Regions from separate parts of the Mus musculus genome. Here region 1 is linked to region 2. A link is a loop called in an ENCODE intact Hi-C map of the cell type or tissue named here. Cell type or tissue: heart. All regions are shown on one strand. Links, peaks and the distances in the headings refer to the core of each region. The heading gives the core; the rest is flanking DNA.

Region 1 (10,594 bases), core at 1,361-9,360, 97 kb after region 2:
AGGAATGGAACATGACCAAATTTACTGTCAAGCCACACAAAATTGGGTGAAAACTGTTGTAACAGTTTTTCAGAGTAGTTTGCTGTACTTGAGCATTAACTTTGAAGGAAAGCTTCCTCTGTGAGTCTCTATCATCTCTCTGCCTATGCACCTATCATCCATCCATCTATCCATCTATCCATCTATCTATCTATCTATCTATCTATCCATCCATCTAGCTATCTATCTATCTATCTATCTATCCATCCATCTATCTATCTATCTATCTATCTATCTATCTATCCATCTATCTATCTATGTCATTCTCACACACACACAATGCTCTAGAACTTTCTACATTTTTACATATAAAACTGATAGCATCGTGTTCTTTTAAAGGGAGACGACATAATTTTAATATATAATCAAGAGATACCATGGTTTAATATCTGCAAAAAAAGAAATTAATATATGAGCTCCCAAAGACTTACTCGTGAATATCCTTAGCTTTGGGGTTCACAGCAGCACATATTGACAACAATGCAGAGTGAGGAAGAAGGCTTGGTGGCATTTGTCACCAAGCCTGACGTTGGGACTTTGGTCCTTGGACCCAAATGGTAGAAGAAATGTATGTACTCCCCCAAGTTGTTCTCTATCCTTCCTATGCATGCTATGACACACTATATTACATGCATGCCTGCTACTATAAATAGGGCAAAGAACCTGAAAGAACCTGAGTAGGTCTTAGGCCCTAAAAGAGATCCTACTAGAACTCTACTGAAAGGGCATAGTATTAAACCAACACCTAAAAGCTTATACCTGTAGATCAGTGCATCCTTTAACCTCCATCAGAGAAGCTTCTTTGTGCAGTACAGATGACTAACCCCCACAAGTCATCCACGGGCAGAGGAAAAGACTCTGAGCTCATAGCACTTAATGGGACATATGCATCATACCCTCTCCTCTCAAGGCTCAGAGATAATCACTAAGAGGATTGGAAAGATTGTAAGAGGTAGAAGCAGTGATGACTCTATTGAAGCAGTGATTTCTGGATAAAACGGGAGAGAGTTGCATTATAAACTCATAGTGGCTGAGACTTTGCACACAAGGTCTTTACAAGATCAAACCTGACACAACCCCAGCACATGGGATGAACTCATGAAGTCTGTGTCACTATTGACAACTGATGACAGGAGACAGGGAGCCCATTTTCTTAAGAGATATGAGCCCTAAAGACTACCCATGCTCCAGTGCCTGGCCTCATAGCTATGCATATGCAGGCAGCACTAAGTCCACTCAGTGGGTTTGGAAAAAACAAACAAACAAACAAACAAACAAACAATGCTTGAAATTTGAAGCTAATAGTGGGTGGAAGGGAAGATATTGGAGGTGATGTAACAAGGACCTGGACTCAATCAAACCACAATAAATGAATTCATAACATTCTCAAATATTATATGAGTATATAATTCAAAGTAAAGAGTTCAAATGCACATCAACTGAAAAATGGACAGAATATGATACGGCAGCACCAACAGAAATTATTCAGCAGTTATAAAGGAACAAAATACAGATGCACACTACAATACAGATGTACCACAAAAGCATGATGTGAATGAATCCAGAAACCAAATAACATATAGTATACTATTTGTCTGCAATGTTTAGACAAAGTAAGCCTGTCTAAAGTAAAAGCAGATACACAATGCCCTGGAGTTCCGATGGGACTAGAAGGCTACAAGTAGGCATGCTGGGTCTTACAAATTGCTGAAGATTAAAACTGGATCATAACAACTATTATACATCCTGGTAAAAATTCTAAAAAAAAAATCATTAATAGGAGGTGGCTTTCTGAAGATCATCTGCTTTTGAAGAGGGTAGATTTTACTATGTATAAATTTATAATCTATATCTCAACAAATTTACCTTTAAATCTGTAATGCAAACTGGATGGGAAGTTAAATAATTCTAAGACTGTTAGAAAAATAATCTGATCTATCATTAATTTAAATATACACTTAAGCTGACTAAAGAGGAGGGAAAAATTCTTTAACAAGAGGGGAATTTGGCACTTCTTAAAATATTCTAGATTGAGTAAGCTCCTGCCTGTAATACTTTGCTGAAGAAAGTCATAGACACAATATTAGTAAATTACTAAAGCTATTCTCTGGGTCTTTTCTTTCTTTATTTCTCAGATATAGATAGATAGATAGATAGATAGATAGATAGATAGATAGATAGATAGATTTAGATTTTTAAAATTGAATCAGTTGAACTTGCCAAGCACTTTTTTTTTCTTTTTAGAAAATAAGCTCCCTAGAGACAGAGTCAGTTGACTGGCTCTGTCTAGTGTCTGGGAGTCACAGGGTACAGCGTTTTGGAGGTGCAATCTTTGGCATCAGAGAGTTGAGGTCACCACATTTTAATTTTCATTTTAATAAGCCAAACTCTGAGCCTCTGAATATTAAATATATTAAATTCAAGGAAAATTTTTAACGTGTCATTAAGGGGGAAAAAGACATCGTGTGAAGTGGATAGATGGATGTTTAAAGGTTACTGTACAAAGAGCAAAACAACCCGTAAGAGTCAGTCTAACCCATTACTTTTTCCGGTATCCAATCACAGGTAAGAGTGCCTCGTTCTGGTTTGTCTTTCGCAGCTGAACATGCCTCTAAGTGGTCATCAGTGTCCAGTATCCACCTGCTGGTCTGCTAGGGTCCAGCTGCTAACCCTGTTGTTTGCTTTAATGGCTTCCCTTGGGCTCAGCACCTGCTCTTCAGGGAGCTTCCCTGAGTCAGGAGTGCTTTCTGATATTATCTTTGAGAAGATGGAATGCCACTGTCATCTCAGCTTGACTAAAGAAGGGAATTGAGTTGTGGGGTCTGAGATGTCCATGAGACCTGGTCACCCTTTACAGAAACCCTCCAAACCTTCAGGAACCCACAAAAGGCTGCAGTAACTGTAGCCAAGAGCAACCTGGACTGGGATGCCTTCTGCCTTTCAGTCTGTGGGACCATCTGGCACTTGAGTCCCTCTTCCTTTATCAGCGAGGGTCCTCGCAGCAAGCAGAGTCTGATATGGCTGCGGGGCACCCCTGAGGTCGCTGGTTTCCTAGCAGGCATACTTTATCAAGGAATGGGGGGAAACCGGTAAGGTGAAGTCTCTTGGCTAAAGCCACAGTTCTGGACGCTTGAAGCGGGTTGGAACTCAGACCTCTACTGATAGAAAAACGAGGCCGGAAGAAAATGATGTGGCGTTGATGGCGTGAGCAGAGAAAGGCTCAGCAACTTATAATCAGAGGTCCCCTGAGTCCACTCTCAGTGGCCAGCGAGCATAAGCCAATGAGCAAACCTCCCAGGAGCACCAGCTTTCACTCCGACAGTCCCCCAGCTCCAGGTGGAAGGATGGGATCTGCTCTGAAATCCCCCTGGGCATGTGCAGACCAGGCATAAAATAGCAAAGTTGAGCTTACATTTTCCCCTCACTCGGTCTCCCCAACTCCCCGAGCCCTTTCCCTCCATCCCCTCTCTAGTGACACCTGCTCGCCGGTACTTACCAGCTGCGCGCAAGAGATGCGGGCGGCGCCGGGCCAGGTCCCTCACGGTGGCGCCTGCTGCCGGCCTCTCTGCGGCACGGAGCTGCGACGCGGCTGGAGCTTGCAGCCGCCTCTGCTCTGGGATGCGGCTGGGCTGAGCTGGTGGCAGCAATGTGTGGGGCGGAGGGAGCCGCTCGGTCCCGCCCCCGCGAGCTGAGCTAGGCTCCACAGGACCTGCCCAGTTAAGCAGAACCTGCCACCGCTGAGCCCCAGGGGACAAACGCAACAGTAGTTCCTGCTCCAGGTGTCCTAAGGGGACAGCCTCTGTGCATGTTCACCGAAGACAGAGTCAGTTCCCTTGAAATTACACACCTCCGCTGCTGTCTGTCTGTCTGTCTGGATGCTGCTATCCTTCCCTCTTATTTACAGGACTTAGGCTCCTGGTATCAGGAGGTTGCACTTTATCTAACAAGGGATGTTTGGAGAAACTAGCTCTGTTGCACCTGGAATCTGGGTGTTCGCGTTTATTTACAGATTCTTTTAGCACATTGGAGTCTCACGCCATAAAGAACACTTCTCTTCTCTTCTCTTCTCTTCTCTTCTCTTCTCTTCTCTTCTCTTTCTTTCTTTTTTTATTTTTGTGCAATAAAAAGCAGACATCAATGTGTATCAGGCGTCACTTTTAGACTCTCACTAAAGAAAACAAAGTTCTTACTGTTAAGCTGTCCTTATGTCCTTTAAAAGATGTAGGAAATGGAAGAAGTTGCTGCTAACAAAAAAGACTCTGATTCTGGAGGAGGTGACTTTTGCTGGAAGTCCCAGTGGCCTCTGAGAGTCACCAGAATTCCAAGTCTTTATTATGGGCTGCTCAATTATCCTGCATCTGGCTTCCAGGAAGTCCAGGTCTGGGATACCCAGATACTTCCCATTGACCAGCCCCATTTGGCCTGCTTATAGAAAGACTGACATATTAAAATATAATCAGGGAAAAGTCCCCATTGGAAGTGTCTACAAAGTGTATGATGGTTAGACTCCTTGAATTATTGACTATTTGTAACTGCGCCGTGTGGTAATAACTCTCTACTTGCAGATAATAGACTCAACTCCAACAAAGTGAGGTCAGTTGCATAAGGTGAAACGGGGAAATCCAAACCCTGGCCTGTGAGATGCCCCAGCGGGTTAAGGTGCTCACTGCCAAACCTGATGAGTTGGGTTTGATTTCCCATACCTGGATAGTGGAAGGAGAAAACTGGCTCCCATAAACTGAGCTCTGATTACACACACGCCTCACACACATGCATGCATTCACCAGTACACATGTATAAATGTGATTTAAAATTTTAAGAGAGGGCTAAGGAGATGATTCCATGGTAAAGAGTTCTTGTTGCTCTCACAGAGAACCAGCACTGTGTTCCCAGCTCCCATATTGCACCTGGCAACTGGATGAAGCTCCAGTTCTAAAGGTTTTGTCACCCCCTTCTGGTCTCCACAGGTACTGCTTGCATGTGATAACATAAGTATACTTGCAGGAAAAACACACGTAAACACAAACTAAAAGCTAATCTCATTTTTAACCAAGCTGATTTTAAAACTCAGGTCTTTTTACCTTCAGAACTGATGACAGATTTAAATTGCAGCCTGGTAATATGATGAGTTCTCTAAATGTTGGAATATGTGCATCTTTTCCCGAGAACATTTATGTAGTCACAATGTATCCACAAAAGAGACCACCAAACATTACTTCTGTCTTTAGCATAGCTTGAAAACCTACTATTTGGCACATTTCCAAGTCCAATACTAGTCCATAGTGTAATACTTGTGTTATCTAGTTATTCTAAAGCTAGTTCCCATTAGGGATTTATAATGGGGTATGGGGTAACATACCTGACATGTGAGCTATTCTATAACAATGGCCAATGTTTTGTGAATGTGCAACTGTAGTTTTGTTTATTCACAGTTTGTTTGTTTGTTTGTTTTTAAAAAACCTGCCTTTGGGGACAATTTTTATTTTTAAAATTAGTCCTCAGTGATGTGCCTATAAAGTCCTACATACTTAAAATTCATCTGAACCATTAGAAGGAGTCACAATCGTGTGCCCTCAAGAGCTAAAACATATGCTTAGAGAGATGTTTATAAAATTCTGTACTGCTTTATTTATTTATTTATTTATTTACTTACATATTTTTTATTTATTTATTTACTTACATAAGAAACAGGGTGCCACAACAAATGTGTAGCAGTCAGAGGACCATTTTGGGGGGACTTGGTTCTTTTCTTCTATTATGCTGGTCGGGTTTTGTGGTTGCAAATGTCTTTACCAAATGCGTAGTTTTAAAATGAACAAATTGATTTCCTTATGCTTGTTTTTATGTATAGTGACTTAAAAAAAAAACCTATTTGTGGAATGATCTTGGATACTTAGAGAAGATTGAAGATTTTTTTTGTATGTGTCCTCTCATGTCTAAATAAAGCCAATGCCACCATGTGGCCAGCTGGAAGTTCTGCAGCAACTGCCACTGGACAGAACTCACTGTATATCCAATGAAAAATTTCAAGTCCAAGAGTTGAAGGCAACAGTAGCTTCCCACAGTTGCATTAAATTGTGTCAGACAGTGACTTTAAATACAGAAAGCTCAAATCAGCTTCAACGGTTTTTTTGTTTTGTTTGTTTGTTTTTTTTGTTTTTTTTTGTTGTTGTTGGTTTTGTTTTGTTTTGTTTTGTGGTTTTTTTTGATTTTTTTGTTTGTTTGTTTGTTTTTCGAGACAGGGTTTCTCTGTATAGCTCTGGCTGTCCTGGAACTCACTTTGTAGACCAGGCTGACCTTGAACTCAGAAATCTGCCTGCCTCTGCCTCCCGAGTGCTGGGATTAAAGGGGTGCGCCACCACGCCCGGCTCAGCTTCAACGTTTTATCAAGCAATATGATGGCAAGATGGTGAGAAGACAAGTGAGAAGCTTAAATGTTAGCTCTTGGAGTAGATGAAGGAGACAGACATGAAGTAAACGCAAGACAAGATAAAGAAGACGAAAGCTGAGGAAGAAGAGAAAATAAAGCAATTCAGTCTCAATCAAATTACACAGACAAGAGGACTAACAGTGAGAAGGTAGGATGCCAATTATAGACGTTTCCACAGAGTAATGGTGGCATAATTTATGGAGAAGCTGTGGGTAAGACTGGCTGGCCATGGCAATGGCCAAACAATTGGGGAGTAAGGTATCCACATAGACACCAAAGCCACCAACATTGATGCCTGTGGGTATATTATTAGATCATGGTGCAGGGGACATTCATGAATGTAGTGGAAAGGTCTGGAGTTGAAGGAAGACTGCCGAGTCGAGGAAGAAGTTCACATGTGCACACCCAGAGAGGGAGAATCTAAGTGGGTGAAAGGTGAGAGGTGGCTAACAGTTCAATACTAGACAGCAGCAGGACATGATGCTGTTCCCATGCCCTCTAGGAGGGTGAAAGAAGAAGAAGAAGAATCCACTGAGCTGAAAGAAGAAGCTGAAATCCAGAACAAGGAGGAAGTTGTAGTCAAGGATTCTACAGATGGTAACAGTGTTCTTCAATGCTAAATAAAGATCCTCCAAGGTTAGAACGGTTCTATGGAGAAAACCCTTCAAGGCCCTGTAACTTGTACTCTAGAACATAGCTTTGCCTCTGAGAAAACCCTACCTTCTCTCCCTGCCTTGAAACCTTTAACATCATTTAAACAAAAAGAAGCACTTTCCTCTTGCCACTGGCCAATAATGAGTATGTGATCAAAACTGTGGGGCAGTGGAGACATGGACAGAGATGTGAAGCAAGAAGCAGTAAGGAGCCTCTGCCCAATTGAAGCAGGAGATTGCACTTTGATGGGACACGAGTCTTAGGGAGAAGTGCTGTGCTAGGTCTTAAGTGCATTCTGGGTTCTGATTGGTTGGGGCAGTGCTGGCTGAGATCTGAGTGGGACTTGGGGACAGCCACTAGCAACCTACTCTGCTGTTCTTTCTGAGGGTATTTTAATTTCCTGAGGTTGCATAACAAATTGGTACAACCTGGGTGATTCAAACGTATTTGTAATCTCTCAGAGTTAAGGGATCAAAGTCTGAAATCAAGGTATGGATAGGCTCTGTCTGTGTCTCTGTCTCTCTGTGTCTGTCTCTCGGTTTGTCTCTATTTCTGTCTCTTTCTCTCTCTTTCTCTTTCCCCCTCCCTTCCTCCCTCCTTTCCTCCCTCCCTCCTCCCCCCACCTCTAAAGGTCCCATGGGAGAAGGCCAGTGTTACCCCTTCTGGCTTTCAGTCATAAGTCATCCTTGATGCAGATGAGCTTGTGCTCTGTGTTATTTTCTCCCTGCCTCTCTCATCATGTTTCCCCATTGTGTTTCCACTCTCCATGTTCTGCTCTTACGTAAGGACACTTGTGGCACATCCAGTTATGTTCAGATGGCTTCATCTGGACACACATTCTATATTAAATCAGAGGCTCTCAACCTTCCTAAGACTGCAACCCTCATGCTGTGGTGAATACCAACCAAAAAAAAATATTTTAATTACTACTTCATAACTGTAATTTTGCTACTGTTATAAATCATAATATAAACATCTGTGTTTTCTGGTGGTCTTAGGTGACCTCTGTGAAAGTGTTTGAGAAATATCTTCAAAGATCTTTTAAAAGGTGATCACATTCACAAGCATCAGGGACTAGGATTTGAAGATATGTTTTTAAGACAGCACCATTAGTCCACTATACCCCAATCTGACAGGGCCACAGAATTGGGCAGGCTGGATGATATTACCAGGTGAAAGATTTTTTAAGTGTATTTGGCAAAACTGAGCTATCATAGTAATATGAGGCTTATTAACATTTCTGAAGTATTTGGAACATTAAATGTAAGATAAATAAAACTTTGAAGGTAAAAACCTCCCAGAGCGAAATGCAAATCAAAACAACCCTGAGATTCCACCTCACATCAGTCAGAATGGCTAAGATCAAAAATTCAGGTGACAGCAGATGCTGGCGAGGATGTGGAGAAAGAGGAACACTCCTCCATTGTTGGTGGGATTGCAGGCTTGTACAACCACTCTGGAAATCAGTCTGGCGGTTCCTCAGAAAATTGGACATACTACTACCGGAGGATCCAGCAATACCTCTCCTGGGCATATATCCAGAAGATGCCCCAACTGGTAAGAAGGACACATGCTCCACTATGTTCATAGCAGCCTTATTTATAATAGCCAGAAGCTGGAAAGAACCCAGATGCCCCTCAACAGAGGAATGGATACAGAAAATGTGGTACATCTACACAATGGAGTACTACTCAGCTATTAAAAAGAATGAATTTATGAAATTCCTAGCCAAATGGATGGACCTGGAGGGCATCATCCTGAGTGAGGTAACACATTCACAAAGGAACTCACACAATATGTACTCACTGATAAGTGGATATTAGCCCAAAACCTAGGATACCCAAGATATAAGATACAATTTCCTAAACACATGAAACTCAAGAAAAATGAAGACTGAAGTGTGGACACTATGCCCCTCCTTAGAAGTGGGAACAAAACACCCTTGGAAGGAGTTACAGAGACAAAGTTTGGAGCTGAGATGAAAGGATGGACCATGTAGAGACTGCCATATCCAGGGATCCACCCCATAATCAGCATCCAAACGCTGACACCATTGCATACACTAGCAAGATTTTATCGAAAGGACCCAGATGTAGCTGTCTCTTGTGAGACTATGCCAGGGCCTAGCAAACACAGAAGTGGATGCTCACAGTCAGCTAATGGATGGATCACAGGGCTCCCAATGGAGGAGCTAGAGAAAGTACCCAAGGAGCTAAAGGGATCTGCAACCCTATAGGTGGAACAACATTATGAACTAACCAATACCCCGGAGCTCTTGACTCTAGCTGCATATGTATCAAAAGATGGCCTAGTCGGCCATCACTGGAAAGAGAGGCCCATTGGACACGCAGACTTTATATGCCCCAGTACAGGGGAACGCCAGGGCCAAAAAGGGGGAGTGGGTGGGTAGGGGAGTGGGGGTGGGTGGCTATGGGGGACTTTTGGTATAGCATTGGAAATGTAAATGAGCTAAATACCTAATAAAAAATGGAAAAAAAAAAAACTCCCAGAGCAATGTTAGGTCTTTGGAGTAGTGACTTGTCATTAGCAGATGCACCAAGACAAGGATCCATGTAGTTCAGAGTTTCCATATCACCATGTCAGAACATGGACATGTGCTGTTCAGTGCAGGGGAAATGCAGTCTAGGACAGGGGTTCCCAGGGGTCCCAGTCCATGTTCATCCAGGTGAGAAACAGTAGAGGCTGGAACAGAGCTGTGGTCTCAAATTTCTTGGCACCCAGACTCAGCTGGGAACTGCAAGGAGCTGAGAATGAGGGGGTCAGAGAGGTCCCATCCTCCTCCCCTGTACCCAGATATCACTGGGGACTGAGAGGAGTTAGCCCAGATGGACTGCCATGAGCCCAGGGTTGGGGTGGGGTGAACTACGACTTAGTTCAAAGTGAGTGCTAGGAGTATATAGGAGCTTCTAAGGGGGACTTAGAAAGGGCTCTGTATGACAATAGCACCGTCCCTCCACACCCGCCTGGGGTCCTTGATGAAGGAGACTATTTTTGTTTGTCCAAACTACTTTATTCATGGCAGATGAAGATGCATACATCTTCCTCAGGGTGAACCAGAGATTAAATACCTTTTGCAGGAAGGGATGCCCAGGAAGAGAAGCTCATTGGCTGAACACTTGGGGCCTATCTAGATACTTCATTAGCATAGAGAACTCTTAAGTTCCATACTACATGGCTGGTTGTCATGGTCTTCTTAGTGGCATGTTGTGGTCATGCACTTCAGGATAGGACTCTGGTTCGGATGGACTCTGAACTCCTGCCTTTCTCACTTATGAGTTTTATCTGGTTTCTGAACTTTGCTACAACCTTACCTGTTCTGTCTGGTGGTGTGGTCCACTGCCCCACAGATCCATGTTCCTATGGGAAGATCTAGTCCAAGTACAGATAATCAAGAGAATGGGGTTCTGTGGTCAATTTCTTCACCACCCTCCATTCTAGAGTACTGGCATA
Region 2 (10,594 bases), core at 1,155-9,154:
TTCTTAGTGATGGTTGGTCCAATGAGATAGTGGTAGGAAGGCTTCTTAATTATCCTTCTCAAAATCCAACTAGAAACTCCTAAGAGACAAGAGAAACAGGATAGCACCTATTGAGAACTACTGATGAGACTATGAATAGTGTCCAACCCATCTGAGGAGTTATTACAATGGATGGCTGCTGGGATGGCAAAGTCTGTTTTCCTCAGGGTTGTATCCCATACTCCAGCAGATATCCTTCACCCATGCACATAAAGGTAGCACTAGGAGGATCCAGTGAATTTTTGTTTGTGTTTCTGTCTTTGATTTTTAAGAGCACATGAAGTTGTGAGAACGAAGTGTGGAAGAGAGTTGAAGGGGAAGGAATACGGGTATATTTAATCAAAATATATGCATGTATGAAATTCTCACACTTTAGAATATCTTCATTTTAAATTATATATATATATATGTGTGTGTGTGTGTGCATATATATATATACATATACATATATAACAAAACACACACATACATATATGTATGTGTATATAATGGAAATACATTAAATTCACGACACTATTCATGACAATATGTTGAGAAAGCTGGTGCTAAGTTTAATGGTCTTAGAGCTAGACACTGTCATGTCCTTGTTTTGCACATAAACTGTTAGGACTTAACTATGAGTAACTTTTGCAACACAACAGTGGCCTCTGTGGGCTCCTTCTCCTTCTTACCGTCAGTCTTTACAAACAATCTGCTCATGTGGTTTACCAGAAACGGAACTGGCTCAGGGTTTGGAGATTTAGTTTAGCACTTGCCTAGCAAGTGTAAACTCCTAGGTTCTAGGCTTCAAGAAAAACAAAAAAAATGGAACATGCCATCTATAAGAGAATGTTTTCTTCTTTATAGCATAAAATGTGTTTTGAAATGACATGTTCAACTATTTAAAGTGTATACACGTAATAGAGATCCCTAACAGGATATAGAGGAAAACAAAAGCTTTACTCATCTCTCAAAATTGCCCTCACTTCAGCTAATCTCTCTGTGTAGATGCTATCACATTGAACTCAGTTATCACCCATTTTCCTTCATTTCTACAATATACAAATTCATTAGCAAGTTCTCCTGATTCTGCCTACTCGACATCACCCTTACCTACCCACCTTTCTCCATTCTTCCTACCCACTTGAAGCCATCATGTTTCACTTGCCATGGCCTAGCCAAGTTTTGTTTTCCTCCTTCTTTAAGGAGATGTTTGTCTTGGGTTAACTAAGATATAATACTACTCTGGGTCTAATCTTATGACAAATAGGATGCTAATAGTAAAATACATTTGTACTGAGAAAAACTGGATGGGGGAATAGGCTAGGGATGTAGCTCAGTAGAAAAGTACCTGCTTAGCATATGTGAGGCCCCAAATTCAATCCATAGTTTCACAAAAGAATATATAAAAATAGGTAAATTAGTAAGTACCTTGTAGGGAGCCAGAACACTGGGCTGCCCTACAAACCATAATCCTGCTGACTGAACATGTCTCTTGCAGGGAAGCAAGAAGCAGTGGTTAAAGACTTGTTACACTGTAGTAGTTCATTTGGCACACAGGGCTTCTGTAGCTCCATTGACCTTGTCTCCCTGCAGTCCCCTGGTGAAGGGGAGACACACAGACATGACCCCAGGTCTGCCTTACCACCCTCATGAAGGGTCCCATGCAAGAAGACTGTGGGCTCCCCCAGCTTCCTCTGAGTTTCTGTAACTGTACACCTTAGAATACTCTGGGATTACATGTTTCCTTGTGAGTCCAAAAGCTTAATTTACCCTAAAAAAAGATCTTTCTAATGTGAGTTTTACATCCATAATCTAACATTAATGCTTCCCTACCACCCATTTCCATTTCATAGTTAAAGGAAAAAAACACTTTAAAAATAAAATCAGATGCCAACCCATCACTAGATATCTTCTCATTGGAAATGGAAATCCTTCTCCCCACCCGCATTTCTAAAGTTTCACAAGATCTGGCCCTTGTATCTGTGCCCAAAGTTATCTTGAAGAACTTGTTCTCTCACTCACCCTCAACCAACAGTGGCCAGTTTTTATTTTTAGACCACATCCGCAATTTATTCTGTATTCCTTATTCTGCCTTCTCATTTATTCCATCTCCTTATAGCTGAATTATTATGGAGGAGTTGTTGAATTTTTATTTAAAGTATTTTAAAAATTGTGGGTTTTCTTGAGAACTTCATTCACACTGCATCTGACAACTTAATTAATGTGCACTGCAATTGAGAACTTCATTCATGCACACTGCATCTGAGAACTTGATCTATGCCCACTGCATCTGAGAACTTGATCTATGCATACTGCATCTGAGAACTTGATCTATGCACACTGCATCTATATGTCACTCCTTTCTCCAAGCTCCTTCCTTCCCCACACAAATTCATAACCTTTTTTTGACTTAGTGTCACATGTATATACACACATACAGACATTTACATATAATCATATACGTATGCACACTTGTATGTATAACCTACTGAATCTATTCGGCTTTTTGTGAGTGTGTGCATGTGTTCAGGGCTGACCACTAGGGATTGGGAACACTAAGTGGGAATTCCTCTCTGGAGGTAACCAATTCTCTCTCAGTGGGCACTGTCCTCCCAAAGCTCAACCTAATGAAATTAGGTAGAAGAACTTTCCCTCTGCCTTGGTACATAAACTGATGTTGTCATTGTGCTGGTTTTGTTTGAGAAAATCTTATACTGTAGCTAGCACAGGCTATCCTGGAACCTACTTTTATTATAGCATATTTGAGCCTGTTTCTAGTTAGAATATGACTCACTCCTAAGCTATCCATTTAATCCTCCTGGCTGAAGTACATGTATGCCCCTTAGTACACACATTTAATTCTAAGCAATGAAGGTAAAGTTACTTCATAAAGAAAGCAAGCACCCACATTTGAATGTGATGTCTAATTGAGTAGCAGACAAAGTGATGAATCAGAGAAAGATTTGACAGAATAGAATATGCCCAACTCTCAGGAGAAGAGGAAGGAAAAGGAAGCAACTTAAGGGAGAGACGGACAGTACAGGAGGAAGGGAGTACAGAGCAGGAATACAGTAGAGTTCCTGGAGAGCTGTACAGTACAGTTGAGAGGGAGAGTAGAGCAGCACAGAGAGGGAAAAGGAGGCTAATTTTACCAGGATAGTTTTACAGAGACAAATTGAAGAAAGAACAAGCTGGACACAGGTAAAGACAGAATGAGCAAGAGAATGAGAAGGATGGAGAAGGCTAAAAAAGATTGCTAGAGTTAGTTTCAGTCCAAACAGCAATTCTGGAGAAAACAAGAGAAGCCAGACTAGGAGAGGAGTTTGAGCCTGAACAGTTGAGTTGAACCAGCCAGAGCTCAAAAAGAACTAGAAAGGGTAAGCTTATTCAGCAGTAAGTCTCAGAGGCTGAAAACATTCTAGATAAGATTGTACAGAGGCTAGAAACTTCCAGGACTAGGCCTAGGTTAGCAGACTGAGACAGTAAGCATCCCAGATGACAATTATACAGGAGAATAAAATATATGTTACACTGTGTATTCCAGGGTAGCAACCATCTAATAGCAATCCTCCTGCCTCTGCCTTACAAGTTATTCTGATTTCAGTGATGGGTGCTCTGATTTCTACTGTACTGTAGTCACTGATGAACTTTCTACAAAGCACCCATTCCAGTTTTCTGATAAAGCATAGCATTCTTAGACTATATATTTATTCATTAAAAATCTAGCACTCTTGTTGTACTATAAAAATCTGTGACAGTAGGAGTTTACATCTGCCCTACTCATCACTGGAGTTCTTTGCATTTAGCAGTCATGAAATTGAATGGTAGGCAACATAGCAATGATAGAAGTAAGAAAGGATACCTTGTGACTGGGATCGCCTCCCACTGCCTCTTGTAATGTTAGAAGATACAGAGGGCACTAGCTTCTGTATTAGGTTCTCAAACTATAACTGGCAGATTGAGACAGGTAATGAGCTATTATGAGTCTCAGTACTCAGATCCAATGCAAGGATTAATAGTCATGGCCACCTAATTAATTCTGTACTGGAGGTGGAACCTAGAATCCTATCATGTGATCATGCACATCCAATAGACAGAGCACCAATTTTTATGTTCACCCTTAGGACATGAAATTGCCTAGTTTCAGAAAGGCATAGAAATGCACTTGAACCTGAGAGCTTTTGGTCAAGAAGAAAAGCGATCGGCTATAACTAGTTAAAAGGCTGCTCCAGAGAAAAAGATTGAAAAAGAGAGACAAAGCGAGGGTTTTATTTCCAGGAATTAGGAGTTTTACCTTCCTTCACGGCCAACGCTTCCAGTTTCAGTGGAAGATCAGAGGATCCACTTGTAGCCAGTGAACTCTGGATGTCGGGTAAGGCATTGCGGCGGCCTGCCCTTGCTGAGGACGCAAAGCTGGTGATCACAGATTCCACATCAGTCATCTCTGATGAATCTGTCCTCATCACAGAATCTATAGATAGAATGTACACATTAAAAAATGTGCTATTCAGAAGTAAAAAGGGTCACCTCAAAGACCAATGGCTACATCAAAACCGCTACAGGCTTGGAGAGCTGATCTCGGGTGGCACAATAGCAGTGTCTGTGCCTTGGCTCTAAGATGCCCACGTGAGCATTTGCTGAATAGGGCAGGAAGTACTTCTGTGAACCAGATTGCTATAAATAACCCCGGATCCCAAAGCAACACTTGAACGCTTGAGGGTGTAGTAGGCCTGAACATTTTTTGTTCTGCTTTTTCTATGAAAGAATCAGCCAACCCGGGGTTTGGCAACCAATGCGACAGACTGGAGTGGCCACTCCCAGAGTATTTGTTTGTGGTACTTATTTGAGCTGAAACCAAATCACTGTAATTGTGGGGAATAAACAAAGCACGTTTCCTTATTCTTTAGAAATAAACCCTATTTTATGTCTGAGGCTTTCCCCTCCACAGTTGTGACGTCATTTGTGCTGATTCAGATAGGTTTCAGTATGCTCAGGTTTATGCTAGACACAGTTTTGCTTGCCTTTGAGTGGACACAGTTCATTGCTAGTCATAGGAATGACTTACAGTAGTCCTTAGTAGTAATGCTTCTCTGACAACTCTTCAGAAACCATTTGTTGTATAGGAGGTAGCAGTTATTATATATCCTGAAAAAAATCTAAACTCACTGTCTTTCAACTAAGATTTTTTTTTCTAAGTCTTCCTAAAAATTGATATTGAGCTGTAACTCAGAAGTTGTGATGGCAGAAGGAATTTGCTGAATTTGCTGAGTAGGTAGCAAGGTCATGTGCTAGCAAGGCCTTGCTCTGTGTGTGTGTGTGTGTGTGTGTGTGTGTTCAGGGTTGGTTTTTTTTTTTTTTTTTTTTTTTTACTTTTTACTGGTTCTTTATGAATTTCACATCATGTACCCCAATCCCACTCATCTGTCCCTCCCTTTATACTCACCCTCCAACCTTGCACCCTTCCCCGCCAACAGAGGAAAAAGACATCTTGTAGAAGCTCTACTGTGTCGCAGTGTGTCCCACAGTATACCCTTTTGTCCATACTACTTTGCTTGCAAATGTTCACTGAAACTACCTCTCATAGGTGGTGAGGGACATCTCTCCCTCATCCATGCACCACAAGAAGACAAGAGGCAGGACCAGCTCTCCTGTCTTCACCCCCTTGGGCCTGATCACCTATAATCCCCATGTCTGGCACCAGCTCTTCTGTGATGCCCTGATGAGGTGCAGAGCCCGCTCTCCCAAGTGCTGCAGCAGGTGAGGAGCAGGGCCCACTCTGCTCTTCTTTTCTCATGACTCCACGGCCAGCTCTCCCACCAGTCACTAGTCATAAGGGACAAAGACTTAGGGTTGGGGAGAGTATCTCTTTCTAGCCCATGTTGCCTCAAGGCAGAAAAGTTATTGGTCCAGCTCTCCTTGACTCACACCGTTGGTGCCAGCTCTCCTACATTCATACCCTTGGGGCCAGCTCGCTGGCACCCCCATCACTAGGGTCAACTCTACTGTGCAGCTCAGGTGAGGAACAAGGCCCACTCTCCCTAGTGTAGTTGTGAGGAACAGGAACATCTCTCATACTCCCATGCCTTCAGGGCTAGCTCTCCCATGGATGTCCAGGAAAAGGATGGGGCCAGTTCTGCACAGCCCTCAGATATGTGCCTGGGTTCAATCCCAGACCAGGAAAGTTCACCTGGCCTTTGGTGGCAACAGAGCCCCCCGCACCCCCGAAAAAAGCAGGGCTTTTTTCCTCGGAGGGAAAGCACAGGTTTAAATTTTCTGACAAATTACCTCAGAACGCAAAATGTGCCCAGTGTCCACCAAAGAATGGGTTTGATCCTCTTTGGTGTTTATGACATAGCAAACTCTGGCCTGAGGAAACCAAGCCAGCCTTCTCATAGTAGTTGAAGGAAAGCTTTTCATAGACAATTGATTTCCACTATGAAAATGATAATAAAAAAATGAGAGTATGCACACATGCTGATCTGGAATTAGGAACACAGCTCTTGCTCACGGCATGTAATAATTCCTGTGGTGCCCCACATGTTCTCAGGAGCTTCGTGGTCATCTGAAAGTGCCCTAAAAGAGGCCTTCTCTTACTGTGCTAGCTAGTCTCCTTTTGTGAGCATCATACGAGGTTTGCAGACACAATCTGGAATTAGACTTTCAGCTGTTTGGTACTTGCTAAGTGTCTGGGCATTGATGGCTCAGAGAAGTATAATGAACACTGGACTATTAATTAGTTCAAAAGAATCCACCTGATTACAGAGTTACAAGGTGACAGTGGACAACTCATTTAAATTTATAAGTCACAGTTTCACTTCTACAAATCAGCTATGGCAATCACCCTGTCTGATTCATAGCATTATCTAGACAGATAGTGGGTAAACTTCTCTCTGTTCCTGTGATAAGTTCACTGACAAGTGATATTTGCATCATTTGTCACCTTTCCCTATAGTTGACCTGACCTTCCTCCTATGTTGCCTCATTATTCTCAGAAGAAGGACCTTCTTGCTAGAGTTCTCTTGAAATTCCTAACAGAGACACCAGCATTTCTTCAATAATATCTACAGCTATTTTGTGTCTATCACCTCATTAAACTTTGCTATAATTCTATAAGGCAATGAGATATGATCTAGATTTTATGGATGTAGCCATCAAGAATGAGAGATTCCATGACTGATTTAAAGCTGCATAACCACTAATCTAACATTGTATAGAATCACAGTCCTGTTAACACCAAAATCAAAACGGCATGGATTATTAAGAATTATAAAATCCTGTTGATATATGTAGCTAGCTGCATATATGCCTCCTTTAGTTACTGTTCTTCATTGATTTTTAACAGGGAATTTTCCCTGTTTAAAATTCTCCCTCTGTCTTGCATTGTGTGTGTGTGTGTGTGTCTGTGTGTGTGTGTCTGTGTGTGTGTGTGTGTGTGTGTGTGTGTGTGTGTATAAGAGAGATAGTATGAGACAGACACAGATATTATCTTAAATATTTGGTAGTTTGTAAGAACCCTTACCCATGAGGAATTGGTTTCAGTTGAGGTTTCTTATCTATAGCTTGTGAAGGAGTGGGTGATACCATCTTGAAAGCAGAATTGATCCTCAGGCCCCAACTCTATCCCCAGTCAGTTAACATTGCCTCAGACATGATGGCCATGGCCAAATGCTTATCTACACAAATCTCAACTTGAATATTAAAAGAGAGTTTCTAAAAGATGGATACAGCCATCAATGTGGAAGCAGAATTCTCAGCCCTTTTAAAGGTTTGGGTTTTGCTATGTATTGTAATGCTAAATACAAGCCTCCAAGGCCTGGTTGCCCCAGTAACAAGAGAATCCACATGTAGATCCCAGTGATGCTCTGTAACCTTGACCCCCAGGTTATGACTGATTGGTGAATAAAGATACCTACAGCCTATAGCTGGGAAGGAAAAAGATGGGCAGGGTTTTTGGTCCCTAGGTTTAGGGTTGAAGGAGACCTCAGGGAAGTGTATTTGGGGATGAGGAGGAAAGATGGAGAGAAAAGATGTCATGGGGTAGGTGAGTTATGAAAACATGTCCATGAAGGCTGGCCAATTGAAGTTAGGAGTCCCAGATGGAACATGGCAATGCTCTTGATGGAGCAACAAATTCTAATAGTTTAGAGGGTAGATATCCGTCCAACTCTGGTGCTATAAAGGCTTTTTATAAATATAAATGTTGTTTGCCATTCATATGGGAACTGAACGATCAAATGTGCGGTAGAAGCTTCCGTTTGACGTTAAATCATTACTACAGTGGGCCCTGAGTTAATGTCTTTGCTGTGTGGGAAGTTGCTCCCGCTACCTTTACAATTATTATACTGTGCTGCAATTTCCTCAACAAAAACATTACAAAACTATCTAAAAGTGTGTCAGCTACATTCAGTAACGAGGATCTTACTGAGTAATTAATCCGAGCTGGAAGTCTGAGGAGAGAGCCAGTAATCTGGCCGCCTTCCTCTTGGGGCTTTGTTCTGCTGTTTCTCAGTTTTTTTTTTTTTTGAATGTATAAAAGACAATTTTATTTTCTGTGACCTGGATGGAACCCTTCAATTTCACCATTGTCTTTGGGGACGACTATAGAAAAGTGTGGTTGCAACCCAATCACAAAAGAACTCAAATGAAATGTACTCACTTTTAAGTGGATATTAGCTCAGAAACTTAGTATAGCGAGATATAAGGTACAATATGCAAAACACATGAAACTGAAGAACGAAGACCAAAGTGTGGACACTTTGCTCATTCTTAGAATTGGAAACAATCACCCATGGAAGGAGTTACAGAGACAAAGTTTGGAGCTGAGACAAAAGGATGGACCATCTAGAGACTGCCATATCCAGAGATCCATCCCATAATTAGCCTCCAAACGATGACACCATTGCATACACTAGCAAGCCTTTGTTGCAAGGACCCTGATATAGCTGTCTCTTGTGAGACTATGCTGGGGCCTAGCAAACACAGAAGTGGATGCTCATTTTCAACAATTGGTGCTGGCACAACTGGTTGTTATCATGTAGAAGAATGCGAATTGTTTCTCAGTTTTTTGCATCCAGCTCATCTCAGATCCTGGGGCTCATGCTGACCAAGATACCCACTACTGACAGACCAGAGAGCTCGTCATCTCAGCCCTCAGAATGGTGGGAAGATGGGGGGTTCTTTGGTGAAAAGCTCTCTGTCTTTCTGATCCAACATTTGTTGGCTTACAGAGAGGTTGCAGGGCCCTTGGTTCTGCTTTAGCATTGGGCTTTGCATTCTCTGGCAACAGGCTCCCTGCAGCATTGGACATAATTGAGAAGTCCATCGTGAAAATGTGAATAAACTGTGTGCATCATCCTATTAATTTTATACTGCTAGGTTAAGGAGAAAGTGTCAGCTCTACCGACAGAAGCATGTCCATAATCTGTTTCTGAAGTGTAAAAGTGATATTTGTATTGTAGAAACAAAAAGAAAATAAATAATGAGTCACTTCGATTTTATGCAAAGGAAAAAAAGGCCTATTTGGGATCTGCAGACAGAACATGGACCATATCAACCAGCTTTCAGTTCCTTTGATACATTTTAATGTTTAAAAACTGAACATATATTTCTTTAATAATATAGAAAGATTGAAGCTAGACAAACTGAGTCAGCAGACAGTTCTAGCACAGAAAGGTCCTAGTAGCATTACTATTTTGAGCATATAAAGAGCAAATCACGAAGCGAATGTTTCTCCCTTCCCTAAATAGCCATTTTATTTCTCTTTTTCTGGGCAGTAGTGCCTTTTTATATTTTGTAAGGAGTGGTAAACATAGAAAGACAACTGCTCTCTTTTAATGCTTTGTGAGATTTTTAAAAACGTAGTTCATAGGAAGATGAGGAAGTAATACAACCCAGGGAAACCAGACTGAGATAAGCTTCAAGGCATTTTAAATTTTGCAAGCTTAAAAAATTAATTACATGACTGTTTGCTAACCAAGGTAGCTGACTCACCAGCAAAGCCACCTCGTCATCATTTTCAGAATTAACAGAGGATTCTATCTGAGTTCTGCTTTATCAACTGTGCTGCTTATAAGAGCTGGAACCATTTGAACTTTAGAAGATTCTACTGAAGCCACGCATTCCCAATGAGGTAATGCCATTTGTATTGCCCTGAACATACTTGATCTTACTTGAAAATATAGCTTTTAACAAAAGGCCATAATACAGTCATATATGCATGCGCTCCAGCTGCTTTGCAGTCTCCAAAATATGGAGGGTAAAGTATAAGCACAAATGAAGTAAGATGTTCAAGCTAAACAGAGTACTAGATTTATACATACATATATACATACATACATAATGTATGCACATATACACATAACAGTGTATAATACATACATAGTACAAAAATCCCAGTAGACTTAGGAGAATGCTAGAAAATGGTGTGTTTCTTTGTTGAAAGTGTAGCTACAAACAGATCTTACAGCTTCTCTACCTATATACTATACAATGCATGCTGTTTCCCACACCAGCCTTTCTGTAGATGTCTTTACTTGAAGCTAAGAATATAAACAGCTGGATAGTTTCCTTCTTT

What was found. Hi-C counts contacts between places; a loop is a spot of excess contacts. Peaks named below come from ENCODE experiments on the same cell type or tissue, not always from the same donor. Only the 100,000 strongest peaks of a DNase experiment are listed, where the experiment ranks them.
Region 1: it touches region 2 in a loop (2.2-fold over the local background); 4 of 42 quality-filtered maps call a loop at or near these places.

The regions. Positions count from the first base shown.
Region 1 is chr10:57,625,149-57,635,742 of GRCm38, reverse strand. It overlaps Pkib (protein kinase inhibitor beta, cAMP dependent, testis specific), which reads right to left and starts at 3,762. Exons shown (of 5, transcript NM_001039051.2): 1 at 3,536-3,762. In heart, for the core only: CTCF peaks have their summits at 3,620 and 5,002 (motif pointing left); no DNase peak of the experiment used is centred there; H3K4me3 peaks cover 1,286 bases; H3K27me3 peaks cover 340 bases.
Region 2 is chr10:57,721,988-57,732,581 of GRCm38, reverse strand. It overlaps Pkib (protein kinase inhibitor beta, cAMP dependent, testis specific), which reads right to left. Exons shown (of 5, transcript NM_001039051.2): 4 at 4,316-4,492. The coding sequence starts at 4,484. Among named protein-coding and RNA genes, the nearest start is that of Fabp7, 58 kb to the left of the region's middle. In heart, for the core only: a CTCF peak has its summit at 4,732; a DNase peak (open chromatin) is centred at 4,661.